2 separate regions of the Homo sapiens genome follow, and region 1 is linked to region 2. The links are chromatin loops, found by intact Hi-C in ENCODE. Cell type or tissue: testis. All regions are shown on one strand.

Region 1 (8,000 bases), 110 kb before region 2:
CCCTTCCTGCCACCAGGCCTGAATGGGGAGGTGGCAGGCAAGGTTTGAGGGCAGGTCACCCACACCCCAGTCCCACGACATATACCTGTCACCATGTGCCTCCCACCCCAGCCCTAAGCAAAGGTAGCTGGGGGCTGCTGCATGCCTCAGCCTCAGCTGGCACCGTCCACCTCCCTCACTGCCTCTGCCTTCCACAGGAAGGCCTGCTATAGAGGCTGTGTGCCCTCGGCCACACCGGGCATGTGGTGCCAGGACCCCCCACGCCCAGTGGTACTCCGGGGGCAAGACATGGCCATGTGCTCTCCACATTCACCCAACAACTGCCCTGGCCGCCTCCACATTTGCTCTAAGAAGACATGGTCTCCATGACCCCCAGGCAGGGACAGGCCAAGATGTCTCTGTCTGCTCAGAGCCACCAGCTCTTGGGTTCGGCTGTCCGGGATCACAAGTAGACATGCCTCCGGCAGGAGCTACAGCAACCAGAGGTGAGCTGGTTCCCCGGCTCTGGGACCTGCCCAGTGCCCGGCATACCCCATGTGTCAGCCACCTGAGCTAGCAACACCATCTCTCAGGGCTGTGGGGCTGGGGGCTTTCTGCCAGCTCCTTAAAGCTGATTTTTAAGAAGTGCCACCCACATATTGGGAACTTGAACCACCATCCTTTTGATGTAGTAAAAAAATAAGATTTAAACAACGTTTCCCAAAAAGCATCTTTCTTGAGGAGAAAGAAGGTGAGAAGCATCTGGACTCAACCTGCAGAAGCGAGGCGTTCACTCGTCCATGAAGACGAGCAAAAGCAAAGTGACTACAAAAGTGCTTTGAACGCGCGTGTCAGCCAACACAAGGGAGCGCACCAGTTATTTTTAGCCTTATGGGAAAATGAGCCACTTGCTCCTAAGCCAGCCCAATTGCTATTGTTTGCAGAAGACGCCACATTCGCTAAAAGCCAGATTCCCATAGAGCAGAGCCCATGTGGTGGTGTCTGCAAGGCAGCCGGAGAGGAGCTACAAACCTTGAGAGGAGAGCAAACCCTCAGGGGGCTAGGCTCCTCGGATGCCCCAGGGTGAGGAGCCAGGGTGGGGTAGGGGCAGGGAGCATGAATCCAGCTTTGTGCCGGTGGCTGGGCCTACAACAGAGATGCAGCCCTCAGGACTGGGCTCCCCCTAAGCTGACAAGGGCGTGGGCTTGTCTTGAGGTGGGTGATGTGCCCTGGTTACAGCCAGCAGTCCTCAAGGACAAACGGGAGGTGCCTGGAATCCTGCAGGGGCCCCTGCAGAGTGGCCAGCGGACGCCCTTCACCCCTGAGTGCGCATAGGGCCCTCATCTGCCCACCTGCTCGCAGCTCCCGTCTCCCGAGGCCGTTTTCAAGAGGCTGCCCTGGTATCGTGCCATCCCTACACTCACCGGAACCAACCATGCTTATCACTCAGTGACCTGTCAGCCACAGAGAAGGGCTGCCATCTGCTAACCCTGCCCCAACGGTGGCAGAGCCATGGGGTCAGCCTCTCCATGCTGTAGGAGAGGCAAGCAAGTCCGTCTTTTCAGCCAACAGATCCACCAAATTTCTACCCAACACGGGAGGCCCTAACAAGCACCCTCCAAATCGTTCCTTGGGCCCGAGACTCCGGACATGGCTTACCCTCTGGAGGGCCAGTCCAGCACCCCAGGGATTCTGTCTCTCACATTGGAATTAAGGCCAAATGGTTCTGGTGTTACAGAAGGAAGCATCTCCCGAACCTTCCCAAGCCTGAAGCAGGGAGACCTGGGAGAGAAGGCACGGAGTAAAACTGAGTGAAAGAAGCTGCGGGGCCGACTCCCCAGAAGTGAACCTGAGTGAGGCCAAGAAGGGCCCTGACATAGCAGATGGCCCCTGGCCCCCACCCCAGGCCCTCCCTGACAGCCCCCACCACCAGGGGGATACAGAGCGGTGCCCAGCTCTGCCGGGGACAACAGAGACTGCCCAACATCCCACAGGGAAAGAGGCAGAAAAGACGCAAACTTCAAAGCTGTCCTCTGGGCTGCAGTAGTTCTGTGGACCTGGTGGCTGCCACGCTCGGGGAGCCGGTGAGAGGCTGACACACCCGCTGTATGACGCGGCCAGGCCAGGCTCTCCCCCAGGCAGCAGGTGGGCTCCCTCTCTGGGACCCGACACCACTCAGGAAGCTTTCATCAGGCCCACGAGTTGGGCTCCCCTTCAAGGGCCCACCTAGTGCCCAGAGTGGGGGCTGTCGATGCCAGCACACCCCAGCCCTGCCTGGGCCCACACCCCCTCAGTTCTTCTCTATCTGCTCAATGTCCAACTCGCCGTCCAGGGAGCAGAGGCTGTTCCCAGGGGCCCCGCGGTCCCGCCAGGCTGCAGCCGGCTCCGCTCTCCTGCCACAATCCTCGTCCAGGGCGCAGCTGTCTGACTCCTCACAGGACAGGTCCTCCTGGCAGGCGAGGTGGTCGTCGAAGGAAGGGGGAAGAGGCTCAGGGACCGGGGTCCCAGCGGGGGTCCTGCCCCCTGGGCCGGAGGCTGAGAGCAGGGCGGTCCAGGCCCTGGTGTTGCTGACGTGGCGGGCGAAGGGGCTCTGGGGACCGCAGTCCTCTGTCCCTGCGCTCAGGCAGCTGAGGCTGCTGAAGGTCTGACAGTTCTGTGGAGGGGCAGACACACAGGTTACTAAGGGTTACTCCCCTCCCGCAGCCCCAGGACTGCACACCCCACAAAGCAACTAGACCACCAGGCTGTGGCAAGACCAATCAAGTCCCGGGTTCCTCCTATCCAGGCAAGGACGGGCCCATGAGCAACGTACTCATGAAGATGCACCTCCGGCCAATGAGCGCTCTGTGCTCATAAAGACACGCGCAATTCCACTATTCACCTACTAACTCGGCAAAGCACACAAATTTGATGCAGACCCAGTTCTGGGGGGCTGCGGTGAAACAGGAATGCTCCTAACACTTCGTCCACAGCCTTTCTGAAGCGCAACCTGGGGAAAATATATCCAATTCCTTGATCAGGTAATTTCACTACTTGGATTTTTATCTTAAGAAAACATTCTAAGATGTGTGTAAAAATTTGGCAACATACCGTTAAATGGAAAAGAAGAGAGTAACCCAAACACCCTACAATGGTGGTGAAATCAATGTTTTTCAAGCAGGGACCTCTATGCAAACATAACTGACGCGCCGCGATACTTCCCTTGAGAAGGGATCTGACTTGGAGGAAGCCCAGGCTGTAACTGCCCCACACAGGGCGACACGACGCCCGCTCTACCCACTCTCCACAACCAGAGCGGGAGCCGCAGGCTAGAAGGGGCCGAGCTGAAGTCCTGAGCCTGGTGTGTAACAGAGCCATGCAGGGAGCTGGGGAAACATGAGTTCTCGGCCTCACCTGGAGACACAGAGTCTCTAGAAGGGAGTGGTCCTGTGCCCTCCACAGGTGCTGGGGACTGGGAGGTCTGATCTGCTGAGGAGGGGCCAGGCTCCAGGTTCTGGTGCTCGCCAGCTGGGGGCCTCATCTGGAAGAGGTGCATGATGCTCCCTGCCTGCCTTGCTGGGCCCTTTGAGGCCCCAGAGAGAGAGTAGGCTGCGCAGAAGCTTCTCCGCTCACCAAGTGTGCTCCCTCTGTGTGCTCCCAGGCACCAAGTGTGCTCCCAGGCTGGCCTGGGGCAGGAGGCAGCCTGGGGCCTGCCCGAGCGGCAGGCAGAGCTTGAACAGGATTTCAAGGGTACGCAGGCCAGTTCTGCTTGGCGTCAGCTGCCAGCGATGGGGGTAGGGCTGACACTGTGCACAAGTGGGTGCAGTTCAACACCTGCTCCCAGGGCAGAGCACAAAATCCAGCCTTCTCCTCAGAATGATGCACATGCCACAGACAGGACAGAGGCTGAGACAGTGAGGGGCACTCCCGGCGCAGTCCTGGATATCCCCAACCGGACTGCAGCAACGAGGTCGAATAGCAGAGGGGAGCGAGGGAAGAGCTGCGCACAGAGGGCAGGGGGGAATTCCAGCCTTTAGTTTCTTCCCAGCAGATGGGTGGGGACTGGGGAAGCAAAGCAGGGCCTTGGAGCACCCGCCGCCTCCCTCGCCGCACGCCTGCTGACGCCAAGACCACAGACCTGTCCCGAGGGCCTGATTCTTTCAAAGGCTGCAGTGTTTGTGTGTCTCTTTGAAATACAGGTGATCACTGGCTGTCACAGCCAACAAGCTGTTGAACCAGCCTCAGCGGATGGGAAATAAAAGGCGCTCTCTCTGGAGGAAGGTATATGTGCCTGCCATGGGCACGCTCATTGTTCCTGAACACTCGGTGGAGGAAGCCGTTCTGATGGGTTTGCTTTTTTTGGAATCTTTTGATTAACTGAGAAAGGTGAAGGCTGAGGTGTTGGGGGGAGCTCTGCACGGGAACTCAGGAGAGTGGCAGGGGCACCCATTAGACTGGAGATGCTGGCCCCCCAAGGAGCCACAGGTCCACCCTCTGGGCCATGGTGGGATTCGATGCAGCCCGGTGGTGTGCACACAGCACAATCCCCTCACCACGGCAGAGAGCTGGAGACGGCGACCCCTGCACAACAGCCCCAGGTTCCTCACCGGCTCCTGGCCAGGCCTGGACGATGGATCGGCAACCAGGATCCTCGCCTGCCCCTGGCCAGGCCTGGGCGATGGACCAGCAGCTCCCAAAGCGAACCTGCCGCTTGTGAGGTGGAAGCCCCAGTGCTTTCGAGGGGAGGGTCTCTGAGGCTCCTCCTGCTTCTCAGCCACCCTCTTGACTGGCCTAGACCTGAGCCAGGACAGAAGGAGAACTGAGTAGGGGGCACAAAACAGGGGCAAGATGGCCCAGCCTGGGTGGCCTCAGCCGTGTGTCCCGGGCTCTGCTGAGCCAGGCTGCCCCGACAGAGGAGGCCTAGGGTGAGGCCAGGATGCGTCAGGGCCTGAGGTCCCCGGGGAGCCTGACCCACCTTCTCCTGACCCTGGCTGAGCAGCCTGTTTCTTGGCCTGTAGAGCAGCCACGGTGTGTAAGGATAAATAATCATGTCCAGTCAAGGCCAGAGCAGCCCGGATGACATGCTGTGAACAGGTTCTAGGTGGGTGACAGGGCACTGAGGCCGACTGCCTTGGGTGTCAGCCACATCTGTTGAGATGCGTGTGCCTGACGCCCGAACGCGTGCCAGCGTTTTCTGCGAGCTGTCATGTGAGGGGCCTGGGGCGTGGCCTGCTGCGAGTGTTTTCTGTGGCCTCGCACGTGAACGCAGCAGGAGCGCAGCCTGCGCAATCGGACAGACGCCGCACAGCGCTTGTCTGTGCTCACCCTCTCGGTCCTGCTCGGAGCTTCCCACTGACCTCCTCTGGCATAAGGCGCAGGTAGCGGGGGTGCCTAACTTATGGCCACCATGATTGTGTGGGTCTCGGCACTAACCGTGGTGCTACGGTCGAAATTTGTGCCCCCCCCCCCCCCACCATTCCTCAGTGCAAAAGGTGGGGCCTCTGGGAGGTGATGAGGTCATGTAGGGGCCTTCACAGATGGGATGAGGGCCCATAACAGAGACTGGAGGGAGCGCAGGTGCCTCTCCAGCCAGACAAGGATGTGAGAAAGTGCCAACTATGAAGAGCAGGCCCTCACAAGACCCCGATCCTGTTGGCACCTGGATCTTGGACTTCCCAGCTTCTAACTAAGAAATACATTTCTGCGGTTTATACGTTCCCCAGTCTAAGGCATCTTTGTCACAGCAGCCCAAACAAAGTAAGACACTTTATGCATTAGCCATAGCCAGGCACGGGCACTGGAGACCCATTAGCTAGACCTTTCACAGACGTGTGGCTTTTGCCTCACTGCGCCCTGGAAGGGGCTGAGGTCAGACAGGCAATACAGAGGCAGACTCCATCCACATGGGCATCACGGCGCCAGGCAACTCTTCCACCTCTGGGCTGCAGCCAGCCTGCCTGCCGAGTCAGGGTGTTCAGGGCTATCTGGACTAATTGGGCCCTTTCTGCTGTGAAGCAGGGGGAGTCTACAAGGAAGGGCTGGTGAATCTCGTCACAAGCAAACCCCAGAATGCCACTGAGTCTCCAGTATTCTTCAAATATACCTGCTTCCTGGCCACAAAGCCAGCGAAACCTTGAGAATTCCGTTGACTCAAAACAGCCATTTCAGCCACAGTAAAAGAAAGCCAAGAACCACCCACTGTTTGCCCCAGCTGGTGGCGAGCCCCACCTGTCAGGAAGGAATGTGACTGCCACAATGGGGCGGTGTGTGTTCTGCCCAGAGCCCCATCCCTCGTGAGCAACCCCCATGCAGACACCCAGGGTGTGCCACACCCAGGCCCTGCAGCTGCCCTGTGCCCTCCATGCCCCGGGGCAAGGTCCCGCCCCAGAGTCTCCTAGCAGCTCTAGCTACCCCATGGAAGAACACTGCACAGGCAAGTTGGAAGCCTGGAGGCCTGTGTGCCCTCAAAAATGTCTGCAAAAAGCCGCAAAATGGCTAAGTTCAAAGTGCTGCATGAACACATTATTCCAAGGTGAAAGTGCTGCTCCAGGACCAACTGTCCCCCAGCCCGTCGACTTCTGCTCTCTTGACATCCAGCCCCAGCCCTGGGCTGGGCCACCTACTCTGGAACAGGCCTGCCCAGGTAAAAAGCTCAGTGGGAACTGTCCCTATGGCCTCAGGCTAGTGGCCAGGGACATGGATCAAGACCTACTCCTAGAGTCTGCAAAAGGCAGACCACAGCAGCCTGCTAGAGAGGCAACTTTGGGATGGAGGCCCTGCCTTTTCCATCAGACCCCCTAGACCTCAGCTCTAGCCACCAAAGAGGCCCTGGCCATTCCCGCTGGCCCCAGCTGGGGTTTCCTGCTCAGCCTGCCCCAGCCGGCCTCCCTAGGGCTTCCCAGCTTGGAGCAATGACCCCTCTTCTGCAGGGCTGTTCTGTGCAGATATTTATTCCCATACTTTCTCCTGAGTCCACGGGGATACAGACAAAGGTGGCCTGGTCCTTGCCTTCTAGGTACAAGCTGAAATACAGACCTGCCTCAGGAAACTCATCAACTCAACATATCAGCTCTGTACTGCTGCCAGGCAGACTGCTACTCACTCCGTCCAGCCTCAGCCCAACAAGCTCATTCCCTCTCCCAGGTGCTGCTGTTCCTGGGCCAGCAGGGTGAACACGTAATAGAGACGCTAGAAACATCTCCTGAGCTGAACTAAACCACATGTTTTATCAGTAGTGACCCAGAACCCACTCTGGGCTCCGAAGGGCAAGGCCTGGGGAGTGGAGGGGGAAACAGCCCCAGCATTTGTCTAGGGACTGCTGTCCCTAGAACTCATGAGCTACGGCCCCACATGCAGGAGTGGGCATCCGGTGACAAAGACAAAGCTGGCTGGTCAGGTGATATGTCTGGGAGCAGATAGTGACCACTCCCCTTTGTCCCGGTTGCCTCCTCCGAAGGAGGCTGCGGTATTCTCACCCCCTGGGCCCTGGCTCTCCACTGAACCTGGAGGGTTCCGGAGAGGAGAGTGGGAAACTAGACTCTGCAGCTGGAGGCACTGAGATCCTCCACTGGCCAAGTGGCCTCACTTCCCGTTTCCTCCCCTGGGAAGCAGAACTGCTGTCTCTGGCCAGGCTGCTTCACAGGGCCACTGCAAGGATCCTAAGAGGAAAGCCAGGCTGCTGGTGTCCCACCTGGAGTCCCAAACCCACAGCAGTGCCCACTCTCCACTGCTGTGAGTGTTGGCTCTGACAGTTCATGGCTGCCCCTTCCGGAACTACTCTGGGCTGGGAGATCTAGGATAGGAAGGAGGTTACCCTTTCCCTTTGGGGTCACCCCCAGCCAATGACCAACAGGTGCAGGGACAGGAGCTGTCCCTCCTCTTGGGCGGGATCAAGTCCCACGTGCTAGTCACACTTCGCAGCTCCCAAAGCACCAGGCTGAGAAGCGACTTCAGCTGAGCCCACCTCTTTCCTGGGCCTCTGCAGTTCATGGGCTTCCCTCGCCTCCCTGAAGGTTCTTGCTGGGAGCATCCCTCTCTGTGTC
Region 2 (8,000 bases):
ACACCCCCCAAAGCTAAGATGGGCTGCTAACTGCAGTTCCGCCTCCACCTCTGCACAGGTTCAGTATTTTTCTTAATTCTCCTCTTCTGGGCCCAGGTCACATGCCACACAGTCAACGGGGCCTGGAATCTGGGCTGGCATCTGAGGGCGGTGGAGGCCTCAGGCGCACTGGCCGCCAAGAGTCAGGTGACTCAGGCCCGCCATTCTCGAGTGTCTGTGTCAGCAGCTTCCCCCTGCCTTTGAGAACACTAGTGAGAACAGGCTATGACAGAGCCCAGGGGGCACCGAAGCTCCCTCTTCCATCGCACCAACACGGTTAGGTGCCTGTTTTTCCCTTTAAAGAAAAAAAAAAGGTAGTTTTACACTGAATCAGACTGTTTCAACTCACACAACGCCAGAACTTTGACTTCTTTAGTTCCAGCGCAGCACAGACAAGAAGTTCTGGAAGCTCTTGGGAATCCCAAGGGCGCCTGCTAAATGCGAGAGTTTTGTCTAAAAATAAACAAAGACCACATCACTCTGGCCAAGGCGGCACTTGATGAAAATTCTCAGAGGCTAGTCTCATGCTTCTCCAGGAAGGTCACTCCAAGGTCAAAAGGCTGGGCCCCTGGGCAGTGTCACCCCGAAGGTGGGCTTTCTCCCAGCCCTTCGCCCTTCCCTTTACTGCCATCCTGACCTAGATCAGCTCCGCTCCCCTCTGAAATCTACACTCGTCTCACTCAGGCTCCAGGTCTCCCAGATTCCCTGACACAGTCCCATGGTGCTGTGACTGGGGACACCTGCTCTCCTGGTCTCGAATGTCTCCTCCTCCCCGTTCTTCATCTGTCTAAACTCCTGCTCATTCTTCAAGACTCAGGTCAGCTGTCACCCCCTCCAGGAAGCCTTCCCTGCCCTCCTCTCTTCAGCTCAGTTAGAGAGACTTTCTATGACTTCCAGAGGACGGTGTAACTCACCAGTACCTTGTGTAAACACACTTTCATTCATTTATTACACTGTGTCTAGCACATAGTAGAACCTCAATAAAAACCTGCAGTCTGACTGTCCATAATACGAGCTATGAGCTCCCTAAAATCAGACATTCGGTAGATCCATCTCTGAATTCCTCAGGGCCTGACGACTTGTCTGACACACATAGTAGCTGTTACTCCACATTGATTGAACTGCACTGAGCCTGGGGGCCACCACCATGGCAGGTATGTTTTGTGCTCATCACAGGAACAGTGACACACCCAAGGAGGACACAGTGGGTGAGGATGACACGCTCCACCTGGCAGATGAGTTCTGTCACATCCATGAGACCAGAGGCAGCCGAGACACCTCAGAGACCTCCCTTATGCAGCCCTCGCTCACAAAGCTTCAGGATCTCATTGTCCTAGCAGGTCTGCTTCAAGGCCACCCATGCCCAGCCACCTTGGTGGGTCCTCTGGAAAGGACGCTCTAGGGCCAGCACCAGAGGGGAGGGGCTGTCACAGTCTGGAGTCAGGGCCCCCTCCCAGAACCTAGTGAACAGCATGAGTCTTCACACTCCATACAAAGGGGTGTCCCTCAAAGCTACCCAAAGTGCAGCAGGAAATCTCATGAGTCAAGACTGTCCATCCTGTTCACCCCACAGGATGCCAGCCAGCCCCAGACTCATGAGGCGCGATGCTCACCAGACCCAGGGAATAGGCGTGTCAGGAGTCAGAGGCCTGCACCAACAGAAGCCAAGCGGCACAGCCTGGACCCTTCCCTCTGTCCTCCAAGCCAAGGGCTCCTTTCAAAGCTTCAGCAAGCTTAGATGAGCTCTTGCTCCTGCAGACTGAGGTCAGGTTCAGGTGGCAAAGGGATCTAGAAGCAGCCGGAATCACACCGCAGGCCGAGCTGGGGGCAGGCGCTCCAGCTGCAACCACATAACCCGCACCCGGAAGACGCTGACTCCAGGTGTCCAAGGCAGCTCCCCCAACGTGAGAGGAAGAACAAAAAACAAAGATGCCCACTGCAAAGCACCTAAAGAGAATCCAGAAGGTGGTAAGTGGGCCCCTCACTCTCAGTCTAGGTAGGTATGCAGCCATTAATTCCTTGGTTTCCAAAGAATTCATTCACAGAAGTGTCGGTGGCAGCAGAGCCAAGACGGTGAGGCCACATCATGACCCATACATGCATTTAACGTTCTATGCTTAGGAGCAAAAGTAAATCACTTTTGGTAAAAAAAGATTTCGTTTCCTAGAGAGAAAACTTAGATTTCACCAGTCTCAACTCTTGGTAACAGACACACTGCAAACTAAACTGTAATGCATACTTTCAACTTTTCCTCCCGAAAAAAACCCTACGCTATCTGAGAGAGGAAGATGCTGGAGGAGAAAAGGCTCTATCCGCCCCAGCCTGACCCGTCCAGCCAAGCCCAACTCCAGTTGAAGTCCCCTCTGCTCTGTCCTGTATCTTGTCATCACTGACTGACCTCCTCAGGGCAACCTGCCTGACTCATGTCCTTCCAGCCTCCCTTCAGTCCTCGCAACAGCACGCGCTTGCCACAGGCTGCGTGAGATACTCACTAATGTCTGGTGGGCTCTAAGTGTCCTCAGGTGTGGTCTCACTCAGGGCCCCGAACCTATGGGCTGGCTGGGGGTGCTGTCAGCACTGCCATACTCCAGAAGAAGGAATGGGGGCCAGAGAGACAGTCGCCTGCTCAAAGGCACATGGCATGGCGGGCAAAGGGCAGACCTAGGATTTGAACCCAGGCTTCTGATTCCAAAGCTGAATGCTACTTTTGCCCTCGATGATACAGAATTGGGTTTCACCTAGACTCTGCCCAAAGTTCCTCTGTGACGCCAAACAGTCCCATTCTTCCTGCAGCCACAAGAAGCACCTAGGTGGCATGCAGCCGACCATGGGCTTTGCAGCAGAACCCCTGCCTGCCCAGTCACACTCATCTCCTACCTGGCACTGCTCTGCAAGGCACTACGCCCATTGCAAGGGGCTTCTCAAACAAGCTCTAAACTGATCTTCCTAAAAACGCTGGGTGGCAGGACCAGCAAGGTGAGAAATCAGAGGCCCAGTGAGGGTTACAGGGCAAATTAGGTCCAGCAAGTAGGCAGTCTGTGCCCACTACCTTCCAGCCAGGAAACTGAATCGTTTGACTGCCAAAGGGATTACAGGGGAGAGCGGTTCCTACGGCCCGGTCCCCAGGATCATGCCACAGAGGGGCTTCCCCGCATCCTGCACTCCTTCTGGAGACTCAAAACCACAGACCTCTTTTCCCCCGGGCTCAGGAGCCAGGCTCCTTCTCCTCACCCAGATCATGGAGACACCCAGCTGCAGAGAACTTAGTCTTTCCACTTCCAAACATGCAGAGAAGCTGCTCCCAGCCAGCGGACAGAACCTCCCTCTGCTCCCAGGCCCATGGCCAAGGCCAATGCCAGAGCAAGGGGAATTCCAGGCAGGGCCGAGGCCTCTCCCAGCTGGGCTTTGTCTGTCAGGGTGCTTCAGGCTTCAGCCAGAGGGCAGCCTGGGAGGGAGGGTGGCCTCCACGGGGTGGGGGCAGGCAGCAGCAACTGGAACCTGCATAAGCCGCCTCTCCTGCACAAGGCACAGTCCAGCTGCCAGGACACACAGCGGCCCCAGACAGGACCTGTACAAACCCAGCTATCCAGGAGCTCGAGGGCCCACCCACGCCCCCTCCTAGAAGCTGCAGCATGGCACCCAGGCAGGAGTTGCCAGGGAACGCCCACTGGGCAATGCACGTGTCTTACAGCAGGAACTCTCCTCCCCTGGTGAGCACTGGATGGAAAAGCAGCAGGGTGTGGTAGAAAGAATACAGGGCTGAGGTCAGCTGGGCCAAGTTCAAATCCCAACCTGGGGTGAGTGATTTCTGCAGGCAGCATGTCTTCAGCAATGAAATCGGGCTAGTCCCTGAGCCACAGGTTGTGCTGAGGATTAAATGAACTAATGAAGCAAAGTGCCCGGCTCCACACTGGACACCCAGCAGATGTCCAATCAATGTCTGCTAAATGAATGTGGAAATTGCAGCCCTGAGAAAAATAGCAATTCTCCTCTTCTCCCTTCACTCGGCCCAAACCCAACTCCCCACAGGGGGAAGAGCCCTTATTCACTACTCACCACCACCACAACACAGCCGGGCAGACTGACACACTTTTGGCAAAGAGGCCAAAACCTTTTTCAGCAAGCTCACCTTTACAAGGTTTCAGCACCTTCCATTGGGACTGGGGGGTGGGGACGGGGGATGGGTAGCATGTTTCACTTGGCTAATGAACTCTGTGAGCAATGATCAAGTTCACCTGCTGGTCTACGCTAAAGCAGGCTGTCTTGCAAGCAGGAATTAAGGTTCCACGTCATGAGAACACAGCAGTAGGGCAGGGACTCAGGAGACAGAGTCTGCACCTTTGACAACTGGCTACGGGACCCTGGGAGAGTCACCTCACCTCTTAAGGATCGGACTTCTCTTCCAGAAGGTTACATCAGCAGGCCCAAGAAGCTCTCACTCTCCAAGCCCCCTGGCCATTCTAAACACAATTCTATGAAATGTAATCCTGAGTATGTTCACAGGAAGACAGGCTCTGAGCTGACAGAGTGACATTCACTGCAAACCTGGGTGAAAAAGACTCACCACTCACTGGGAGTTGCCAGGATATGCCCTGGAACCTAACTGCATCTTTCCTCCCCTGAGCCCCAGGGGCACACGGTATGCCAAATCCCCAGAAAGAACAAGACCACTAGGACTGTGGGGAGGCAGGGCCTGCATGAGAACTGCCCTGAAACCACAGCCTGAGTAAAATCTGCCCCCTTCAATCTGGAAAGAAGGTGGTTCAAAGGGACTGTGCTGAATCTTGGCCCAGCAGAAACAGAAATGACCTCGATGATGCCCACAGCAGACACTTCCCCTAGGGATGGGTGCCCTTCAGATGCCACTTCACCAAGACAGAGCAGCAGCAGCAGCAGCAGCAAATGCCAATAGGTTTGCTCCGCTCCCGAATACGAAAGCCCCCAATCTCCTGCTAAGGAATAGGGAAACTAAGGAACCGACCCGTAGGTATGCATGGGGTCTATTACAGCCCTCACTCCTCAGTCTTGGATGCACAAGAGAATCGACTCAGGAACTTTAAAGATACCAATGCTGGGTTGCTGCCCCCCTCTCCAAGATTGTGATGTAATTGGGCCTGAATGCAGCCTGGGCATCTGGATTTTTTTTTTTTTCCAACCTTCCCAGGTGACTCTAATGTGCAGCCAATATTCAGAACCATTACTTTACTCTAGCTTCTAGAAGTTCAGAGCACAGGGGCCCCAGCACGCTCCTACAAACTCTTCAGGGGCAGAAAGGACAGCATGCCTGGCCAGGCAGGCCTTGCTAGAGATGGGTCTCCTTATTCTTCCTTCAAAACACACGCACACTCACACCCCCCCGAGAAGCAACCTGCAAAGAACCATCTGTCTGAGACAGAATGCAGGGCCGCTGCCCAGCCCTGGCTGGGGCGTACCAAGTTCAGTCACACTGGAGGATATACAATTGTGTTCAGTTACTTGATTACTTTAGGCACGTAAACAAAATATGATATTGTACAGACCTGGAGTGGCAACCACCACATCATAATTTACTTTGAGACATCTGAATTACAAATGCAAAAAGAAAAAAAAGTTGGAAACACTTTTAAGAATCTCTCTGAATGGAAAATGGAATCTGAATAAATGGTGGTGTTTCCAGTGGGCTGCCAGGTTTACTTCCTGTTTCCCCCAGAAGGTCACTGGAAATGTTTTCTTGTGAATCTGCCTTTTCTGAGATTGAAGCAAAACATCTCAGCCTCCCAAACTATGGCACTCACTGCCTTTGGTCCTACAGTACATACAGATTCCAATCACTCCAAAAAACAAAAAAAAAAAAACAAAAAACAAAAAAACACACAGCCATAGCAGAGGGGAGAGGAGGGGAAAAGGCAGTTAAAAGTTCTAGGTTTCTCTGTGGTGTTAACAAGACTAAACAAAATTTCTGCTTTGAGATAAAACAGAACCCAGTGCCTCTATCATATGAACACACAGCAGGGCATATGGAAAGCAACCAGGCTCTGAAGGAATAGAGCTCCTTCCTGGCTTTCTGCCTTCCGGCTATGTGGCCTTGGGCCAGTTACTTGGCCTCTCTGAGCCTCAGCTGTAACTGCAGGTTTGCTTTGAGAATTAGAGAGTGTATACAAAGCCCAGGGCCCAGGGTGGGCCTTCAACAACCAGTGGGTGCTGCCATTATTCTTTGAACAATCTGCACCCATTTCAGCTAAATCCTTGGGAATCATATTATACTAGCGCAGGGGAAGAATCTGTTTCTTTGTTTAACAAGAGAACAAAAAGAGTGAGTGGAGAAGTCAGGAGTTAGCCTGCCACTGCGTTCTGAGGTCAAATGGGCTGTTTACGAACATGATTTGCTTTCACCCTCCTGAGACTGGCACCGTGAAAAAAGTCCTTCCCGAGACTTACAGATGCCCAAGAGGCAATGTGGTCTCCATGATAGTCCAGCGTGGTCTGGCCAAGCTGTCCCCCATCCCCCATGCAAAAGCCAGCTTCCCCGTGCAGCCCCCACAGCAGGAGAGACGGAGAACCATTAAAGCGGGGGTGCCTGTCACACTCCTCTGTAACCCCTGACGTGATGTGAAATTCTACAAGGTAGACCCTTTGAAATGCAAAATCTTCCAGAGTCCTTCAAACGTGTTTTTATTTTCTCGGGTTCCTAAGGCTGCTTTCAGATCCACCCATCAGCATTTCCCCCTCTCAATCAACCCACATTTAACAAAAAAACAAACAAACAAAAAAAACGACAAGAAAAACCCAAGGACGTCTCTATTTTTCAGAAAAGCTCAAGTATCTCCAATCACTGTGAGGGGAAAGAAAATAAAATCTTCAGCTCCAGCCTCCTCGCATCACTCCAAGACACCCAGAAGCCAAGTTTCCTCTGGAAGATTTCCTCCCATCCTAGCCAGCACAGCACTCTGTTGCTCAGGATCTCAGAGAACTTTCTTAGATAAGAATCCGAGTTCTCCCTGACCTAAGTTCGGTGAGGTTAAGACAGGCACCACCAAAACCACAACCCGCAATACACGAAGCCCAAATCTTGCCCCAAAACGCTGTGCACAGGAGGTTTGGATTAAGCATCAAAGAAGTTACCTTAAAACAAAGTTGTTTGGCAAAGAAAAATACTTCACTGTAAGAAGAACCCTAGGGAACGGTAAATTGCTTTTGAATATGGACTTTTCAGTGGCGCAGTCATTAATCATGTTAATGTAAACTGCGCTACAACAAAAATTTTCTAAGCAAGTCTCAGGGTACATCAGCATATCTAAGCCTCTGGGTTTGTTTCCAAAGTTCACATCCAGGCAGGCAATGAAACTGCTGTTAATGGGGTCAGCTATTACAGTGCCGTCCCCAACCTTGAGCCATAATAAAGGTGACTCAGCCATCCAGAAAAAACCCTCAAACTTAGGCAGGAAACAAACAAATTAATCAGAGAAAGAGAGTCAATGATTTTTGGAAAGTGTATCCGTTGGACAAGTTTAAACAGAAACTCTCCCTGGATGATCAGACTGACATTTCAGAAAGGAGTTGAGGGAGAACAATCAACACTCCTCCCAGCACCCAAGTCCCCTGGCCAGACCCTGTTTTGTGGCGTGGAGGGGAGGGTAGCAGCCGGACGAGGCAAGGAGGAGGAGAGTCCAGCAGAGCTAAGCTTCGCTGAGCCCCGCCAGCTCCGGCCATGTGCTTTGTGTTGGCAACGAACCGGTTCTTTCAAAAGAGGAAGAGTCTGACAAAAAGGACAGCTGCAGCAAAGCAGAAGCTGAGGGTAAAAACCTCTCCAAAGCCCTGAGCTCGGGATTCTCCCCTAAAGTTAAATCAAAACACCACTGGGGTTTGCAAGGACTAGTTCATCTATTAGTCTTCCCCTTGCTGGATCAATTAAAGAGAGTCCCTCCACATCTGGTTTCCATCGAAAACCGAAACTTGTATTATCAGCATATTACATAACAAAT

Evidence for each region. Peaks named below come from ENCODE experiments on the same cell type or tissue, not always from the same donor. Only the 100,000 strongest peaks of a DNase experiment are listed, where the experiment ranks them.
Region 1: it touches region 2 in a loop (4-fold over the local background); 82 of 110 quality-filtered maps call a loop at or near these places.

What each region holds. Positions count from the first base shown.
Region 1 is chr10:124,620,973-124,628,972 of GRCh38, forward strand. It overlaps FAM53B (family with sequence similarity 53 member B), which reads right to left. Exons shown (of 5, transcript NM_014661.4): 5 at 1-2,632. The coding sequence ends at 2,270. Among named protein-coding and RNA genes, the nearest start is that of FAM53B-AS1, 79 kb to the right of the region's middle. RefSeq lists enhancers at 719-1,219, 4,096-5,051, 5,052-6,007, 6,008-6,963. In testis, no CTCF peak of the experiment used is centred here; DNase peaks (open chromatin) are centred at 847, 4,949 and 7,055; H3K27ac peaks cover 5,472 bases.
Region 2 is chr10:124,733,184-124,741,183 of GRCh38, forward strand. The region is part of intron 1 of FAM53B (family with sequence similarity 53 member B); the gene reads right to left. Among named protein-coding and RNA genes, the nearest start is that of FAM53B, 7.2 kb to the right of the region's middle. RefSeq lists enhancers at 1-224, 290-369. In testis, no CTCF peak of the experiment used is centred here; DNase peaks (open chromatin) are centred at 198, 3,438, 3,648, 7,715 and 1 weaker place; H3K27ac peaks cover 7,823 bases.